3 separate regions of the Homo sapiens genome follow, and regions 1 and 2 are each linked to region 3. Evidence: chromatin loops called from intact Hi-C (ENCODE). Cell type or tissue: heart right ventricle. All regions are shown on one strand.

Evidence for each region. Peaks named below come from ENCODE experiments on the same cell type or tissue, not always from the same donor. Only the 100,000 strongest peaks of a DNase experiment are listed, where the experiment ranks them.
Region 1: it touches region 3 in a loop (4-fold over the local background); 5 of 110 quality-filtered maps call a loop at or near these places.
Region 2: a loop joins it to region 3, with 3 times the contacts of the local background. A loop is called at or near these places in 2 of 110 quality-filtered maps.

Annotation. Positions count from the first base shown.
Region 1 is chr5:156,473,448-156,475,947 of GRCh38, reverse strand. All of the region lies in intron 3 of SGCD (sarcoglycan delta), which reads right to left. Among named protein-coding and RNA genes, the nearest start is that of SGCD, 150 kb to the right of the region's middle. In heart right ventricle, no CTCF peak of the experiment used is centred here; a DNase peak (open chromatin) is centred at 1,457; H3K27ac peaks cover 2,346 bases.
Region 2 is chr5:156,583,514-156,586,013 of GRCh38, reverse strand. The region is part of intron 4 of SGCD (sarcoglycan delta); the gene reads right to left. Among named protein-coding and RNA genes, the nearest start is that of SGCD, 260 kb to the right of the region's middle. In heart right ventricle, no CTCF peak of the experiment used is centred here; no DNase peak of the experiment used is centred here; H3K27ac peaks cover 2,500 bases.
Region 3 is chr5:156,815,253-156,817,752 of GRCh38, reverse strand. No RefSeq gene overlaps it. Among named protein-coding and RNA genes, the nearest start is that of PPP1R2B, 34 kb to the left of the region's middle. In heart right ventricle, a CTCF peak has its summit at 1,551 (motif pointing right); no DNase peak of the experiment used is centred here.

The DNA of each region.
Region 1 (2,500 bases), 340 kb after region 3:
CTTCAAGCTCCAATGCACCCTGCTGCAAGGAATGTGCTGCCTGTCCTCCACATCTTTATTTTTCTCCTTTTCTTTCTGCCTTCCCTAGGTTTGGTCTCCTTCCCCTCCAAGTGCTTCATAGCTCCTCTTTTGGGACCCTGTCCTGATCCTCTAGTATTCTAATAGAATTCCTTGTAATGTGCTGAGTTGGGGGGCCTGAAACCATCAAAGAAATATACACTTCGGAAGAACTCTCCAGGAATTGTTTGCAGCTGTTGGTTTGTCTGGGGGTGTTTACTTGGTTAGCGGCAGGCTTGCTAGAAGTATTGGCTGGAAGTGTTGGCTTCGGGGAGAAAATAGGAATTACAAAGTATCTTGTCTCCTCCTTCCTATCTTTTGGCTAGACTGAGGTTCTCTTGGAGACAGGGGCTAAAGGAACAAAATGATAGAACCAGTCAGCAAAGATTTCTAAATAAGAGATGCACTGTGCTGTGGTCTATTTACAAAAAGGGACAGAATTGCAGATACTTTTTCTCTTCTGCATGAATCTCAGCTGGACTCTGACCTCCCCAACACCAGCAGCTTGGAAGGACCCATAGTCTGAACTGTCACTATGACAGAGCAGGGACAGTTGCAAATGGGTTTGTGGGGAGGGGAAGCCAGCTCAGGTAAGAAAGATTAGTCAGGGATAATGGTGGCTGCAGCTGAAAGACTGATTTGTGGGCACATGGGAGAGACCCTGTAATGGATAAAAAATAATGAATGGGTATCTTGGAGAATGGCTAACTTACAGTTATTAAAGCAGGGATAGTTTGTGCCAACATACTGTTGGTATAAAAGGGTAGAAGGGGACTTATTGAATAGTCAGAGGCTGGTGGAGCCTGGCATATTTTGCAGGTTAATGGTGCAGAAGAATAATGGCTAATAGCTATTATTTACTTAATGCTTATTATATGCCAGTCACTACATTAAAATCTTTCTCTACATGCATTAGCTCATTTAGTCTTTACAACAACCCTATGGAATTAGCATCATTATTATTGCCATTCTGTAGTCTGAAGACCAAGGCTTATAGCAGTTTATTTAATTTCCAAGGTCCAAGAACTAGGAAGTGCTGAACCACTGAGATCCAATGCACGTATATCAAGTTAATCCCATCCTAATATCATGGCAAAATAGGCCAAACTAACTCTGGCACTCACTGGGCATCCATCCTTCCTTATATCCTGGGTTATGTGGTTCTTTTTCTACCTGTTTCCCCAATTATCCTTTTAAGAATTCCAAATTAGAGCAGGCACATCTCTAGATTGGTTTCTGCTTCAATGGGGACCAAAATTAAATCTGTTTTCCTTTCAAACCCAGCTGGCTGCCTCTTTCTGTGACCAGCTGGAGCATCTCCAATCTCACTAAAGAGAGCTGTCGGCAAGCTTGGAGTGGCCCATGTTCAGGGCTCCCTGCCCTGCTGCTGGCAGATGCTTTGTCAAAGAAATGAGACAAGCTGCTATAGAAGCGCTAAGGAGTCAGTACAAGCTACCTACAGGAAAGGAGCGTCAGCAGCCAGGCCTCAGGTCCCAGGCCAGGAAGGGTACGCATAAGTGCATAGCACAGCCTAGAGTGCCTGGGTGAGATCCTGACACACGGTGCTTGCACAAGGCTGAATCACTCTGAGGAGTATCTGGGTTCATTAAATTCCAAAAAGACTATCCTACAGTTTTTCCATCTTTCACTATTGATATTTTGGGCTTGATAGTTCTTTTTCATGGGGACTGTCCTGTGGGTGTTTAGCAGCATCTCTGGCCTCTACCCAAAAATGCCAGCCATGCCAACCCCTACCCATGTTGGGATAAACAAAAACATCTATAGACAGGCCAAGTGTCTTGTGGGAGACAAAGTGCTCTCCCTCCCCCACTGGAGAAAATGAAGGGGCTGGGGAAAATTATCTTTTAATTTAGGATCCTTTCCTGAAATGCTATCTAACAGTGTCCAGAAAAAAAAAAAAACCCACACACAAAAAAACAGCTACAGTTGAAAACTGGTATCAAAGGTATTAAAATTCATCTAATTTATTTATCGGATAGGTTACTTCTTGACACATACAGCACTCAAGCCTTGTGGATATGATTCAAATACAATATAGATCATTTTTTCTCAAAAGGTGGTCAGTGGATTATCACTTCGATTGCTCCTTAAAACAGATTCCGTGGATCAATGCCAAATCGAATGAATCACCATATCCCCAGGGTGAAGCCTGAAATTCTGCATTTTAATAAAGTCCTTGGGTAATTCTTTTGTATATTAAAGTTTGAGAGCCACTGATACAGATGACACTCCCAAGGAGTTTACAATCTCTTTCAAAGAAAACAATTTATAAAAAACACACAGTAGTCCCCTCGTCTATGGTTCTTCTTTCTGTGGTTTCAGTTACCCACAGTCAATTGCAGTCCAAAAAGATTACATAGAAAATAACAGAAGTAAACAATTCATATGTTGTAAATTGTGTGCCATTCTGAGAAGCATGATG
Region 2 (2,500 bases), 230 kb after region 3:
ATTATTGGTTCATTAATTGTGACAAAATTTACCTACTAATATTAGATGTTAATAGGAAAGCCTGAGTTTGGGATGTATAGAAATACCCTTGTACTTGCTTCACAGTTTTATGGTACATATAAAACTATGATAAAATACAAAGTTTTTTTATTATATAATTGAAAGCTGTATTAGGCTGCAAAATTCTAAGATCTTGAGTTTCAGAAAGAGACCTTGGAAAGGCCCCCATCTTTGAGTTGGCAGGGAGTCTGATACACTGTGAACACATGATTTCACTTTTGATCACATTAGAAAATTCTCCCTTATACTGAGACAAAATATATTTCCATGAGATTTTGCCTTTGGAAATACTAAAGGAATAGTCCATGGGTCCTCTCACAGCAAATTCTTCACCCAGGGCTCTCTCTGCACAAGCACTCTTCTGGAAGGCTCTCAACACTGGGTAGTCAGAACATAGTGACTTCTCCACAGTCATCACAATGCATTGGTCGCAGTGCTCTATGTTTACTAAAATAACACTAACTTTGAATATCACCTGGAAAAAACTGGCTTCTACAAAGTGAGATTTGTCATTAAAATCATTTTCAAAGGATAGTTTGTAAGTTTTTCTTCAGCAGGCATCAAATATCTCTATTATTAACATTATTATTTTCAATAGGATGCTTTAAGTTGTCTCTGAATTGATCCTTTTAAAAGCATAGCAAGTTACTGAAAAACAATACTATAGTACAGTTATTTCTATTTTCTTGGAGTCTCTTTTTATAAATATGCTTGGGTAGATTTCTATTGTTTTGAAATTTTTTTCCAGTCATGAATAATGAAGCTACACTGTGAAGCTCTTTCTCAAAATAAGCTGGGAAACAGTCCATTTTTCCCATTGTAGCATTCCTATTCAGCTACTCTCTGCACTGTGCCCAAATTTGGGAGCATTTTGGTCTCTCTCAATACTTCACTAAGTTTAGCTGTTTTCTCTCAATGATTTCTTTGAGAGGTCATGTTCATCTGTCACCACTGCAAGGGGACTGCCAGCTTTTCTAGTGCCCCACATATTCCTGGCACCCATTAGGCTTTCAATAAATATTTGCTGAATAACTGAATGCTCAGATCAAATTAAGAGTCAACAGAGAGTGAGAGTTGTCAACAAAAGAAATAATTACATAAAAGTTGACAGTAACTGTCAGTTTTCAAAAGGCAAGCCATTAAGCATGAGTGATGTTATAATCTAAACATATAAAAAGCAGTGTGGTGGGAGGAGGCCATATAGATATATAGCCAGCAAATATTTGTTCACTTCCTAATGCAGTGCAAGGAATGGTAGAAGATACAAATTAGACTTGAGATGTTGAGTCTCTAGGTGACAGAAAGAAGCATAGGTGACAGAAAGAAGCAGGAGCACACATTATTACTCAAATTCTTGTGGACATAAAGGTCAAAACATGCCTGGAATCTGTGCTGGGCATGTAGCACTCATCTGGCATGTGGTAGTGAATGTGCCCTCTTTCAACTGCCCCTTATTAATCCACTGTATTAACATTTTCATCTGTCTTCTAAGCATAAAGCACTGTTCTAAAGGCTGAGCAGGTAGCCCCTGGTCTGCCGGAGTCTACAAACTACCAGGGGGCATAGACACTTAACTGAGTTCTGTAAGCGATCATATAATTGCAGTCTCAACGTTTGCAGTGAACACAAAGTAGAAGGTGAAATGAGATCACATGCAGTGAGACCTCCTCTAACTCGGGTGGTCAGGAAAGACCTTGTTAGGGGAGAGACATTTTAGCAAAAACATAGACAAGTGTATTTGGCCCTCTGCAAAAAAGAGCTTGGTATATACTTAAGGGACAGAGAGAAAGACTATGTGCTTGGAGTTTGATGCTTAAGGGAGATAGAAAAATTTAATATTGCCCATGCTGTTCTTTGATGAACAGAAATGTTTAATTTTGATGTAAGAAAACGTTTGTTTCTACTAATGGATTGCGTCTTGGGATTTCACAAAGAAATCCTTTCCTTTCCTAGTTCATTCTATATATTTTCTTCTATCAACATTTGAGTTTTACTTTTCATATTAAGTCTTTATTCTCTCTGGAGTCTACTTCAGTATGTAGTTATGTAGGAATTCAAATGGAAGGCAGTTTCCTCAACACTATCTACCAAACAATCATTATTTTTTCCCACTATTATGTGGTATCACTTTGGTACATATTAATTCCCAAATATATTTGAGTCTGACTCAGACTTGTAGGCTGTCTTATTGTCTATTTATCTATTCTTGTACCAATGTCATATTATCTTTGTTTCTGTGGCTTTGTGGTATGTCCAGATATCTGGTAAGTCTATCTACCCATTTTGCCTTCATACTCCATTTTAACGGTTTTGAATTTTCTTCAGAAATGAGAAGTCACTGAAGAGTTTTAAGCAGGAGAAGGTGTGAACTAAACATGATCACTCTGGTTACCTTGTGGCATCTGCTAGAAAGAGGAGTACATGATATGAGTGGCCAGGT
Region 3 (2,500 bases):
CACACACACACACTACATACACACATATATATGTGAATATCTGTAAGCCTATCTATATAAATATCCATAGAATATGTGTATATCATATATATACATGCACGTATGTATATTTGTACATGTATGCATGTATTAAATCAAGTTTAGCCTAAAGCTGCCTCCTTACATATTTAAGTTCAGCCTAAAGATTTTTCTGTACGTCATGAACTATAACAAGTGGAGGTATAAACCAACCATAACACACAACTGTACCAATCGCTGAGTTTCAGCCAATCAAATGTAGCCAACGTTATTTGAACCATGTTCAAACAAGGCAAACACGGAGCTGTAACCAAACCAGTTGTTTCTGTATCTCACTTCCATTTTCTGTATATCACTTTCCTTTTGCTGTCCATAAATCTTCCACCATGTGGCTGCACTGGAGTCTCTCTGAATCTTCGGTGATTCTGGGGGCTGCCCGATTTGCAAATCATTCATTGCTCAATTAAACTCCTTTAAATTTAACTCGGCTGAAGTTTTTCTTTTGACACGTGTGTGTGTATATATACACACACACATAAATATACGTATATGTATATATACATCTATATACATGTATATATATACATGTATATATACACATATATGTGTATATATATTTTAAATTTAAGATTATTTAGGAAGCTCTCATGTTATGAGGAGTCTGTTGGTTGCTGGATTCTTTCCACTGTAGGTAACACTTCCACAAATCAAATAAGGCTTTAGTAGGTTGCCTGTCTATTTCAATTTTAGGAACACCATGATCAGTTAGGCAATATCAGAGATATCTGCAGGGCAAAAACATTCTGAAAAATGCTTTAGCTTTTCTTCCCATTATGGTAGCTATGTCCATCTTGTGATTAAAGGCATAGACTGAAAAATCTAGAAGCAAATCCTAGTTGGATATCTATACTAATTTCCCATTACTGCTATAATGAATTATCATAAACTTAGTGGTTTGAAAATACAGTTTTATTACCTTACAGTTCTTTGTGTCAAAAGTCTGAAATGGTTTTTAATGGGCTGAGGTCAAGGTATCAGCAGGGCTGTGCTACCTCATGAGGCTCTAGGGAAAAATCCATTTCCTTACCTTTTCCAGCTTCTAGACGGTGCCTCCATCCCTTGGCTTAAGGTGCCTTCCTCCATCTTCAAAGCTGGAAATGTAGCATTTTCATTCATTCTCAGTCTGTCTACCTATCCCCCTTCCTTCTGTCACCTCTTCTTTCATCATAATGTGTCTTCTCTGACTCTGACCCAACCGCCTTCCTCTTATAAAAGCTCTTGTGATTACATTTGACGCACTAGGATAATCCAGAATAATCTTCCCATCTCGAGATCCTTAACACATCTGCAAACCGTTTACCCATGTGATGTAACATATTCACAGATTCTGGGGATTAGAACGGGGACATCTTTGGGGAGCCACTATTCACCTTATCAAAGGTAGTGTTAGAGAAACTTACTTAACTTCTAGGAGTCTGTTTCCTCATCTACAAAATTTTCATAAAAACAAAGCCTCTTCCCAGCAGATGGCAGTAGCAACTGTCCTCCCACTCCAGTTGTGACAGGGTTCCTTGGCTGGGGCCTGGGTAGGGGAATTACCAAAGGTTGAAAACAACTGCTGTAGTGATTACTGTATGCATCCTCAACTTAACACCCCAATTTATCACAAGAATCAATTAGTATTTCGCTTCTTTGCAAACAATGTAAAAACTTTGCACAAAAAATTCCACTAATCTCTCTCTAGTTCGTTGTGCTATTGATGTCACATATTTTATTTCTGTCTATATTATAAACCACTAAACTTTATTGTGTTTTGCTTTGGCTTTTTTGTTTGTTTTTGTTTTTGTTTTTTTGTTTTGAGACAGGTTCTTGCTCTGTTGCCCAAGCTGGAGTGCACTGGCACAATCTCAGCTCACTGCAACCTCCATCTCCCAGGCTCAAGCCATCCTCTCACCTCAGCATCCTGAGTAGCTCGGACTACAGGTGTGCACCACCACACCCAGTTAATTTTTGTATTTTTCATACAGATGGGGTTTCACCATGTTTCTCAGGCTGATCTTGAACTACTGAGCTCAAGCAATCCACCTGCGTCGACCTCCTAAAATGATAAGATTACAGGTGTGAGCCACTGTGCCTGGCCTGTGGTTTCTAATAGTCAATAATTTTGAAAATTTAAAGTATTCTTTTATGTTTATGCACATATTTGACCTTTTTTGACATTGTTCATTCCTTCCTGCAGATCTTTGCTTTCATCTTGAGTTATTTTCTTTTAGCTTCAAAAGCTGGTGACATATTTTCTCACCTTTTGTTTTTTTAAACATCTCTATATGCACTTCATTTATAGAATTCTGTTTTTCTTTCTTTCAGCACTTTGAAGATGTCAATTCCATTGTCTTTTGTCTTCTATTGTTTCTCTCTTTTTTTTTTTTTTTTTTGAGACAGGATCTTGCTATGTTGCTCAGACTGGACGTGAATTCTTCAG